2 separate regions of the Homo sapiens genome follow, and region 2 is linked to region 1. A link is an interaction called in ENCODE POLR2A ChIA-PET data of the cell type or tissue named here. Cell type or tissue: MCF 10A. All regions are shown on one strand. Each heading gives the region's core, and the rest is flanking DNA. Links, peaks and the distances in the headings are about the cores only. Region 1 has its middle 5.9 kb from the start of FNBP1L. Region 2 overlaps FNBP1L (formin binding protein 1 like).

Region 1 (5,388 bases), core at 89-5,088:
GGCATTCCTTTCTTCTGGGCACAGGAACCAGAAATAGGATACTAAGAGCAGAGAATAAAAATTTGTTTTTTCTCAAATTGTATGTTTGCCTGTGAAGAAATTCTTTCTTGCCAATTTTGCTGAAATGGAGAGAAGAAAGGGTACGCAAGAGACACCACTTCTTCAGGTTAACTCCAGGAGAATGATCTAGAAAGTGTTCTAGGATACTCAGCTGGGCGTGTTTTCTTTTTGCAGATTGAATCCTGAAGTATTGTAGTCAGTCATTCCTTTAACATTTAATGACACCTTTTTTTTTTTTTTTTTTTTTTTTGGAGACACAGTCTCGCTCTGTTGCCCAGGCTGGAGTGTAGTGGCATGATCACAGCTTACTGCAACCTCAACTTTCTGGGCTCAAGTTGTCCTCCCACCTCAGCCTCCTGAGCAGCGGGGATTATAGGCACATGCAATCATGGCTGGCCAATATTTTTATTTTTTGTAGAGGCAGGAGGGTCTCACTATGATGCCCAGGCTGGTCTCAAACTCCTGGACTTACGCTATCCTCCTACCTTTGGCATTGCAAGTGCTGGGATTATAGCCATGAGCCACTGCACCTGGCCTTAAATGACATTTGAGTATAATAGTGAAGATGAGATAAATTGTGAACAGGCAGGGTGTCTCCTTGAAGCAGTCTGGGTAAATTGCTATGAGAGCACAACACTAGGAAGAGTTTCCAGGGGTAGCAGATCCTTGTTACTCCTGGACCCACCCACTAGAAGTGCAGAAAAGGCAGGTTACTTCATAGGTGGATAAGCAAATGTTCAGTTACCCTTCTGTGTAATCTGGTGGCCAAAAACATTAATTAAGAGTCCCCTCTCCTGAACCTTCAGCTTAAACACTGAGCAGCTTCCTGTCTCACCACACCTAAGCGGAGATTTGTTTGAACTCACCGCACATGAGTCCTTAAACAGAACCTCTCCAGCCTTGCTCGAAGTGAGTCATTTATTTTCTGGGTCTTTCCTGGGAGATGCAGGGAATGGTGTTCGTGTGAGTTTGTGGTGTGTTTGTGTTTGCTGTTTTTTTTGGCAAATTCCACAGAGCAATGTGTGTGATATTCATTAATAATCAAAATACACTATGGAGTTAACAAAAATACATGCAAACATTATGGCTCCATCACTGGAAATTTAGAAATTCCGACTTAATAGGCCTACAGTGAGGCCTGGGCGTTGTTGGTTTTTGTAATTTTAAACTTTCTTTAGATAGATAAAATACGGACAATGTAATAAAATTAAATGTACAAAAGAGAAGTAGTGAGAAGTAGGACTCTTAAATCATCCCAGTCTCCTAGTTCCCCTGTCCAGAGGGAAGTACTACTTCCAGTTTCTTGGGTTTCCTTCCAGAGGTATTCTGTGCATGCACACAGAGAGTGAGATTTTCTCTTTTAAACAGAAGTGATAGCATCATTTACTACTGTTCTGAATATTGTAAGTCACTAATTTTTAAAAGGCTCTCCAAGAGATTTTGAAGCAAATGCTTCATTAAGAGCTACCGATAAAAGCTATGCTTCTGTTCCCTGCTAAAAGCTATGGATGCATCTATTAAAAATCTTTTATATCTAATTTCATGTATTCAGCAATGCCCTCAAATCTGTGGTCTAAATTCATCGGGTTAAGACTCTGTGATCTAGGGTGTTCAATTTAAGAATACTTGGTGTTACCAGATTAAAATACAGGATGCCTAAATTTGAATTTCAGATATAAAATAGTTTTTAGTGTAAGTATATTCCATGCAATATTTATAATATCTGAAATTCAAATTTAAGTGGGAGTCTGAATATTTAATCTGGCAGCCCTATAGAAAATTTTGAGTCATCGGAAGTTATTCCAACTGATAGTCTGTAGAATGCCCTCTTTTTGAGACGACCTAGGTTATAATTTTAAAACCAAGCCCTTTAGGTTAAAGCCAAATTCTCTGAGTTTAATGATAAATTAGGTATCTGTTGGCTTACTTCAACATAAATGGATTTAATTTGCTGTTTTATCTCATGGGATAAACCTGTATTGTTACAGTGAAGTGGCCACTGAAATTAAAAAATAAACTTGAGGCCAAAAGTTTGAGACCAGCCTGAGCAATATAGTGAGACCCTCTTTCTAAAAACACAAGAAATTAGCAAGATTTGGTGGAATACAATTAGTCACTGCTACTCAGGAGGCTAAGGTGGGAGGATCACTTGAGTTTGAGGAGGAATTGAGGTCCAGGAGTTTAAGGCTGCTGTGAAATATGATGTTATGCTTCATGTCACTGCCCTCCAGCCTGGGCAACAGAGCAAGACCCCATCTCTTTAAAAACAAACAAACAAAACACCAAATCTTGAATTTACACATAGTAGATTATGTGTATTACTTTTAAAGAATTTAAAATATCTAAAGTCTGAGCCATGTTAGTCTTTAGAATCAACATTAAAATCTTAGCAGACTGGATTTGGATAAGGATAAAGAGAACCAGCCTAGAGGTAAGTGTTCATGATTGATTATTTAAATCATTTTTATTATCAATAAAAAAGTTATTAAGCATTTACTTAAATGGTGAAAAATTCTGACATGAAGGATGCAGAATTGTGGTTTATTATCTTTTAAGTAAATCAATAATAACATATTATGCTGCAGTTTGCCACGGTTACCACAGGGCTGAACGAAGGAGGATGAACGAGAAATGAAAACTTAAAACAAAAGAAACTGTCTTAAAGAAGGGATCTGGGGAAGAAGAAGAGGGCTTCCTGCTTCTACTAAGCAAAGGCAGCCGCCTTGAGCTTCTACAGCCGTTCATATTTATTGTGTAGATAGAGCAGGGAGCAGGAGGTAATGATTGGTCAGCTACTTAACTGATCACAGGTTCACATTATTGCTAACAGGCTTCAGATGCGCCTAATCACAAGAAACACGTGCCTGGGGCGTGACTGCCCTCAGCATTCCTTCTGGGCGGCAGACGCAGTTTATCAGTTTGCCAACACCCTGCTTTCAAGGGAACAGTTTGCTGTTTACTCATATAGCCTCCAGTGGTATACTGAGTTGGTCACAAACCTCACTCTTTCGGCCTGCAACAATATTATAATAAATATCAAATGACAAAGAATTACAAATGTTAGAATCCTACTATGAAGATAGTAGAGGCAAAGATTACCACAATGGATATGATTTTGTTATATAAGAGATGAAAAGAACTTATAATTGTGTTAGACCCTGAGTATCCCAGACAATATCTGAATGGACTCAATAAAATTAAAATTTATCATTTCATTTCAGAATTGTAGCTACAGTACCTTTTCATTTCCTTCCTTGCTAATCTACATAGGATTTAGACGGTGGTATGCTTATGTTTAACAATCAGTGCTCCAGCAAAAAAGCCCTGATTGGAAGCATTTCCTAATTCCTGTGGTGTAAAAACTCTTACCATGACTGCTATCAAGCTAACACTTTTTAACAACCTGTTGGCAAAATTCCTGAAAATTTGTTCTTGTGAATCTGTACAAGCTGATTTTATTTCTATGAGTTTATATGATGTACCTGTCTGGTTTTCATAAAAAGAAAACAGAGAATGTTTGTTCTTTGTTAACTGGTGTGCATATCTTGAAAATTTTTATCACATGCCAAAAAATTTCCAAACAAACAAAACTCAACAACAAGAAAAAAAATAGGAATACTTTAAGAAATTAATATAAATTTTGAACGGGTTTGGGAAAGTACAACCAACACCTAGAGAAAACTATAACTTTTGTTCTACCAGGTCTCCTGCCCTGAAGAAAATTTAATATAAACAAATACCTAAACGTTTTTAAAGTTACACAGTTCTATCATAATGCAGTGGGAAAAATCCAACCAATGTAGAAAAGTAGACATAAGTTACCTCTTTAAACACGTCTATTCTGTTTGATTTATATAGAATTTTTTTTTGTTTTTCCACATTTCACTAGAGCAATTACATGAAATGCTTTAACTAGATTCAATAATGGTGAGTAGAATTCCAAAAAATATAAAATGGCCTCTCTGTCTCCCTCTCACTTTTTTCCCCTCTCTCTTTCTTTCTTTCTTCAGGGAGCCACCTTGAGCAATGCCCTTGAAGTTTTGGATTTCTTCCAATTCTTGGGTAGGAAAACTGGCAGTACAGAAAGTAGTGATGACTATTAACTAGCCAGTGCCATTCTTCATTTGGCTGGCATGGACTCAGCATGCTAGTGTGATCCCATTTTTGAAACATTAAAATGGTACTGCTCTTTGATTTTCTTCCTTAAGGTAGTTTTAGCTTGGTTGTTCTGGCCTAGCTACTTGGAGGATAATTTTATTTCTGGACATTGTCTCTGTAGCTTTAATTTTAAGACAATGTCTTAAGATTTTCAAATGACAAGGGATTGATTTATGGTTGAAAGTTGATGTTCTTGGACTAGTAAATTATTATATATCCCAGAAAGCAGCAGTGAAAAAACCTTGTTTCATATTTTGCCTTAATAAAGGATTCATGAAGGGAATATTTGAAACCAGAAAGGGCATTAGCTAAATGTTTATAACATAAAGAAATTATAAAAGGAATTTGCATTTGAATTGCTACATGATAATATATGCAAAAGAAAACACTTTAATGGATTATTATAGACCAGAGTTCTATGATATGCCTGAAAAGAAAATGCATTCAATAAGTTATTTTTCATAATAAAAAGATACATTGTAATAATTGTTTAAATTGCTAAAGCACCTTTGTAATTTAAGCCCTTTCAAGTTTACTTGTAGAGTAGCTTCATTGTATATGGAGAAAATAGAACAATATCATTCTTTTGTTTCTTAGTATTATTACCTTATAAATTATGTAATATGAAATCGAAACTATGTGGTGATTGATTGCCAAGATAGGTCAAGTAGCAAAAAAGTATAATTGGTTTGAAGATTTTTACATTTAATTATTAAAATTATGATATAGAGGTAGCATCTGGAATAAATTAATATTAGATTTCTACTATAATAAAGAGATATTTCTTTCACGATTCTGAAAGTTATGTTTTAACATTTTAAATTTAATTTACTTTAATTTTTTAAAATAAGAGATGGGGTCTTGCTTTGTTGGCTGGGTTGGTCTTAAACTATTGACCTCAAGCAATCCTCCCACTTCAGGCTTCCAAAGTGCTAGGATTACGGGCATGAGCCACTGTACCTGGCCAGTTTTAACATTTTTAGAGATAAAAATTCTGTGCTTGAACTGCTTACAAAATGCCTTGTCATGAGTCTATAAAGAATAAGTTATCTGTAAAAATAATTTAATGCCAAAATGATTTTGATTATGTGAAAAATCATAAATGTCTTATAAACTGCCATACTGATAATATACATTTGTGTATGTGACTATGTGTATGTAAAATATCTG
Region 2 (5,388 bases), core at 53-5,052, 82 kb after region 1:
ATTGTAACAATAGTTGAAATTTTTAATAAACTTTAAAAAATCTTCTTCCTATAGAAATCTGGTTAAGAAGTACTGCCCCAAACGTTCATCCAAAGATGAAGAGCCACGGTAAATTACATACCTGTTCATTAATGCATATTAAAAAATTTAAAAATACTTATATTTTTATTATTTAGTAAGATATATTCTTAGCTTTTTATAAAGATTTTATAAAGTTTAATTTAAAAATTAATGTTTATGAAAGAAGGAACTACTGTTTATCTTTTATGAGGATAAATACTGTAGTGGGCTTGATCAACAGTTTTCTAGAATAGTCAGATACAGATTTTCAATTAAAATGTAGACTAGGACTCCACTTGAATGATTTAGTCTGCAGAAGAAAAGGATATTTTTCATACTTGGTTGTGTAGTTGTTGGCTTCGTAGATTCTTGCTTTTACTCTTATAGATAGTAAAACAATTTGACTGATTGGTATAAAGGGATGTTGAAAAGCACTGAGAGTTTTTGCATTAGAAATAAATTAAAAGGTTAGAAATCACTTATGAGTTTTTTTGTGGTCTTAAAGAGGAATATGTGGATGACTGTTTAGATGGAGAAACAAGAGGAGACTCGACTTAAACAAACAACTCTGTATATAATTGTCAGTTGTTAGGATTCTCAGGTTTAGTGTTAATGGAGTCCTATCTGAGCTGTTAATCTTCATCTGTAAGAGAGTGTTCCGCAGTATGTTCAAAGTAGATATATACATTAATACAGTGATTCTCTTTGTTTCTCTCCTTCCCTCACACACGTTTTTACCCTTATTTTTGACCCTTTACCCGCTTTGGTGTCAACTATAATGGCACTTCACTTCCATTCAGGATATGGGCAGGCATACAGGCAGCTGTGTCCAGAGCTGATAGCAAAATTGTTCTGTAGATCAGCCATCGAGATGCATTTGGCAAGCACATCATCTCTGCAACAGGTTCAGCTACCAAGCCTAGGAATCCAACCAAGTTCATTCCCAAGCTCAGGCCAGTCAGTTGGCAACTTAAGAGATTCCAGTATGCCAAAAGAGCCTGCAGGTAGTATTCTTATTATTTTTTGACCCCAAATATCCCTTTACTAATAAATGAAAGACTACTTGAAGATATACAAACATGTATGACTTGAGCTTAATGCAGGATTTTTTTCCATATGAAGTTAATTTAGAACTAGTAGCTGAGATTTAGGTTGAATATGCTAAAATTTGCGAAATGTTAGATTCAGTCCATACCTCACCAACATTTGTAATGAAAATAAAAGTAAGTCTCACCATTTTGAAATGTTTTTGCCAGGTTTACCTCGTGTGTAGCCTTTTTTAATATCCTTAATGAGTTAAATGACTATGCAGGACAGCGAGAAGTTGTAGCAGAAGAAATGGCGCACAGAGTGTATGGTGAATTAATGAGATATGCTCATGATCTGAAAACTGAAAGAAAAATGGTAATTCTTACAATTTTCATCCAATTGCAATAGTATATGAAATAGTCACACAGAAACACTTTGTTTTCTTTAAAATGTGTGTTCAGCATAAACTGGTTTTTCTATTTCACTACATTTCTTCTAGCTAAAAATTATCACAAAATACTCTTGCTAATTTATGATCCTTTTGGATTTAAGTTTGGCAAACTACAGCCTATGGGCCAGACCCAACCAACTGCTTGGTTTTGTTTGCTAGTTGCCACAGGCTAAGAATGATTTTTATATTTTTAGATGGTTGAAAAAAGAATAATATTTCATGACATTGACAATTATATGAAATTTTATTTTTAATGTCCATACATAAAATTTTATTGGAACAGACCCACATTCATTGACTTTTATATTGCCTGTGGCTGCTTTTGCATCACACTAGCAGAGTTGAGTGTCACAGAGACTGTGTGGCTTAAAAAGCCTGCAATATTTATCTGACCTTGTATAAAAAATGTTTGTCATCTACTATTCAAGACAATCATTATTTTTCTGGAAATTGTATCTGTTTTCAAGGTTATATGTAAAGTGTTAAGACAATATCCTATAAAATGCATTTTTAGGAAGTTTTGCATTACTTTCTTCCTAAGTCTTGGTAAAGTTATATAATTAGTACCTTGAAAAAAATAAAGTGAAAAGCCTTTTGGGGACTTTAGACTTTAGTGTTTAAATGTAATTATTTTTATTTGTTTTTGTTTTATTTTTTATTTTTATTTTTTTTGGCCGTGGTTATAATCTTCAGCATCTGCAAGAAGGACGAAAAGCTCAACAATATCTTGACATGTGCTGGAAACAGATGGATAATGTGAGTTATGACATTTTCATGGTTAACATAAAATCTTGTAGACTAGATTAGCCCTAAATACTTTTATGCTTCATATCTATTTGAGTTTAATGTTTCTCAGTGTATTATTAATAATTTGACATTGGTATTATTGTATAATAGTCAATAAAGTGTAAATGGAGGATGTGAGGTCATTTTGTCATTTTTCTTGTTGTCCTTTATAACTCTATACTTAAGAACTCTGTAATCTTCAATCATTGTGAACATTTAAGGAGATTCTTTTTTTTTTTTTTTTTTTTACTTTAAAGTAGTTACTATAAAGTATTAATAGAGGATAGAAGTAAGAGGGAAAAGGAGATATATCTTAGAAGACTATTTCCTGAGGACTGAGAATAATCAAGGTTCTTTTTCTACCTTTAACTTAACACTTGATGTCTCTTGACTTCATTTTTAGCATGTGAAAAATGAAGAGAGTGAACGAGATGATATGAAATGTTTCTTCCAGTTCAGTCATTGTATAATTTTGTAAATGCTCCTGATATTGGCCTGCTAATAGAAACCTTCCCATTGTAGGAAATAAAGTACTTTGTAGGGCAAAATTATAAAGGCATAATAATTATTTACTTAAAAATTTCCCCAAGGCACTTGCTCATGTGGTTTTTCTTAAATGCTCTCGTATATAATTTGTAAAACAAGATGTTCACGTAGAACACTGCAGTTGCCTTTACATAAAATGCTCTATAATCTGTGTCATGGGATTAGAGTCAAAAAAAAAAAAAAGCTCTATTAAATGATATTCTGTAGTATAAGATACTCTTTTTGGACCCTCAAGTTATCGAACAGTTTACTCTTTACTAGCATATTTCTCTGGTGGACACTGCGTATTCCTTGAAAATTATGCCGAAGGGAGTTTTTCCATGTTAAATTAATCAGTTTAGCCTGTGCTTGTTAGAAAAAGTACTTTGAGATTAAAAATCTCATGTATATACTTCCATTGCTTTCAGCCTGTTTTCTTTCCCTTTTAAAAATGCATTTTCAAAACTTTGATTACATTTCTACTATGTAACTACCATTGATGTGATATTCTAATCACCAGTGCTGATTGAGAGTTCTTAGGTATATTAATAATGTTTTCATTTTCATTTTGATTTTCTAATTGGTTTCAGCAAGACTTCACCAAGTATTTATGTTGATTAAGTTTTAAATTGCCTTAACTATCATCCTTAGTATCTGCCACCTAATGAGTGTGTGTGTGTTTTCATTTGCACAAAATAACATACTCCTACATTCATGAGTCATTGGTTCCTTTAAAAATTGGTGTTGGCACAAATTATTCTTAATAGGTGCCAACTTGCCTTTAGAACAATTGACCGTTGTTAAGCAAAAGTTTTAGAGGTCATAAGAAAGAAAGAAGCATCAAAAATGTAGGAGAGATTTCTTTAAGGCATTAACAATGCTATAAAAAAAGGTGAGTTCAGCTCTACTTGTGTTTATTGAAAAGTATCCTTGACATGTACTCTGGAGGTACAAAAGTAAGTATGACATGGTTCTTGTTTTTGTAGCACTTGCAGTCTAGTGAGGGAAACTAACCAATATAATTTCTGTTTAATATGTAGAAACAAGTGTAGGATTCTATTTCCTAGTTCCATGTCTTCCTCTTTAGTCAAGAAAATGAAATTGTAGAATTCCTAACACGTTTGAAATAATTGCGAGGTGATGTAAAGAACTGGTGGACAGGTTGAATTAGTGACAGGGTATTAAAAATTGAGGAAAAAAATTAAAAGACAGTTATTAACCTTGGGATGAATAAAGTAGGCAGTACTGGCATTTAAGATCAGGACAGAAGAGCCTGTAAAGGAGGTATTAAAGGAATGGTCAGAGATTAAGAAGATAGAAGCATCAGAGATGCGAGGTCCATCAGTTACAAGGCTCCAAGTAACAGAGCATACAGTTTTATAAGAGCAGAGCTCAGAAATGGAGCAGTTCCATAGTTAGTCAGTAGCCCACGGTTGTCACCAGGCTCCATCTCCTTTTCATCTGTCTACTTTGCCATCTTGACCAGGTGCTCTTTTCCTCAGCCATGTCTCCTTAAGGTCAGCAGTAGGCTTAAAGAGCTAAACACGATATCCTCATTCAGTTTCATCCAGAGGTGGGAAAAAGGCAGCATTTCACTTCCAACTATCCCATTTTATCAGGGAAGGAAAACTTTCCCAGAAAGTCCCCAACAAATTTCCTCTGGATGCCTTTGACAGAATTAGATTACTTACCTCTGCCCTGGCTGTGGGGAGTCTAGGAGAGCAAGTATTAGCTGTTTTCTGCCTCTGTACTGGGCGGGGCAGGCTCTGCTAAGCAAGAGTAGGGGAGTAGAAGTGGCTGTACTTCGTCTGCCACACCAAGGATGAAGGGAAAAACAATCTTTTCTGGAGTATATTTCTGTCTTGTATAATGTTATATTATCTTTCAGGGAAGGAGCATTTTTAATATTATTGTACTACTAGTTCTTTTGCTTTTGCAAGGAATTATTAGGTAGGTGTTTTCCCACAAATAAGATACCAAATATAAAAATACTTTTGTACATAAGTAGCCTCAGTTTGTACCAGAATTAGTAGCCTATAGTTACTTGATTGGAAAACACAGCTCTGAACTCAGTTTCAGAGAATGAAATGTGGAAGCTTAATTTTCATAGCAAAGTGATTTTATGTATGAGTATTTAAATATTTTAGGGGCTTTGAGTAAATTACAAGTGCCTCATTTGGTGTCTCATACTAATCAAAATACCTGTACAAAATAAAGCCTACATTTAAATAAATTTGAAAAAATCCTGGAGCGCATTTATTTGATGTAAGTTATAGGCCTATCTGGTTGTAACTGTATTACAAACTGAACTACGAAACCTCTTGGCTACAAATGGCTTGATATAACAGCTATTGTAGTTTTAAATTGTATTTTAAACTCTTAGTTACTTGAAAGAAAGGGAAATTGCTAACTGCTAGGGAACTATGGGTAAACAAATCCAGAGCAGTAGGTGTCTGAGCTGATAAGTGGCATTTGGAAAAATGGGGACAGGGTGTTTGAGGTATAATGGTTTCCTGGACCTGGTACTTGCTAAGGGC

Evidence for each region. Peaks named below come from ENCODE experiments on the same cell type or tissue, not always from the same donor. Only the 100,000 strongest peaks of a DNase experiment are listed, where the experiment ranks them.
Region 2: POLR2A ChIA-PET joins it to region 1 with 5 read pairs; 5 of 35 experiments call an interaction of 5 or more read pairs at or near these places.

Annotation. Positions count from the first base shown.
Region 1 is chr1:93,439,539-93,444,926 of GRCh38, forward strand. No RefSeq gene overlaps it. Among named protein-coding and RNA genes, the nearest start is that of FNBP1L, 5.9 kb to the right of the region's middle. In MCF 10A, for the core only: no CTCF peak of the experiment used is centred there; DNase peaks (open chromatin) are centred at 2,963 and 4,133.
Region 2 is chr1:93,522,028-93,527,415 of GRCh38, forward strand. FNBP1L (formin binding protein 1 like) reads left to right here. Exons shown (of 17, transcript NM_001164473.3): 3 at 55-108; 4 at 1,317-1,464; 5 at 2,234-2,296. Among named protein-coding and RNA genes, the nearest start is that of TRC-GCA7-1, 8.4 kb to the left of the region's middle. In MCF 10A, for the core only: no CTCF peak of the experiment used is centred there; no DNase peak of the experiment used is centred there.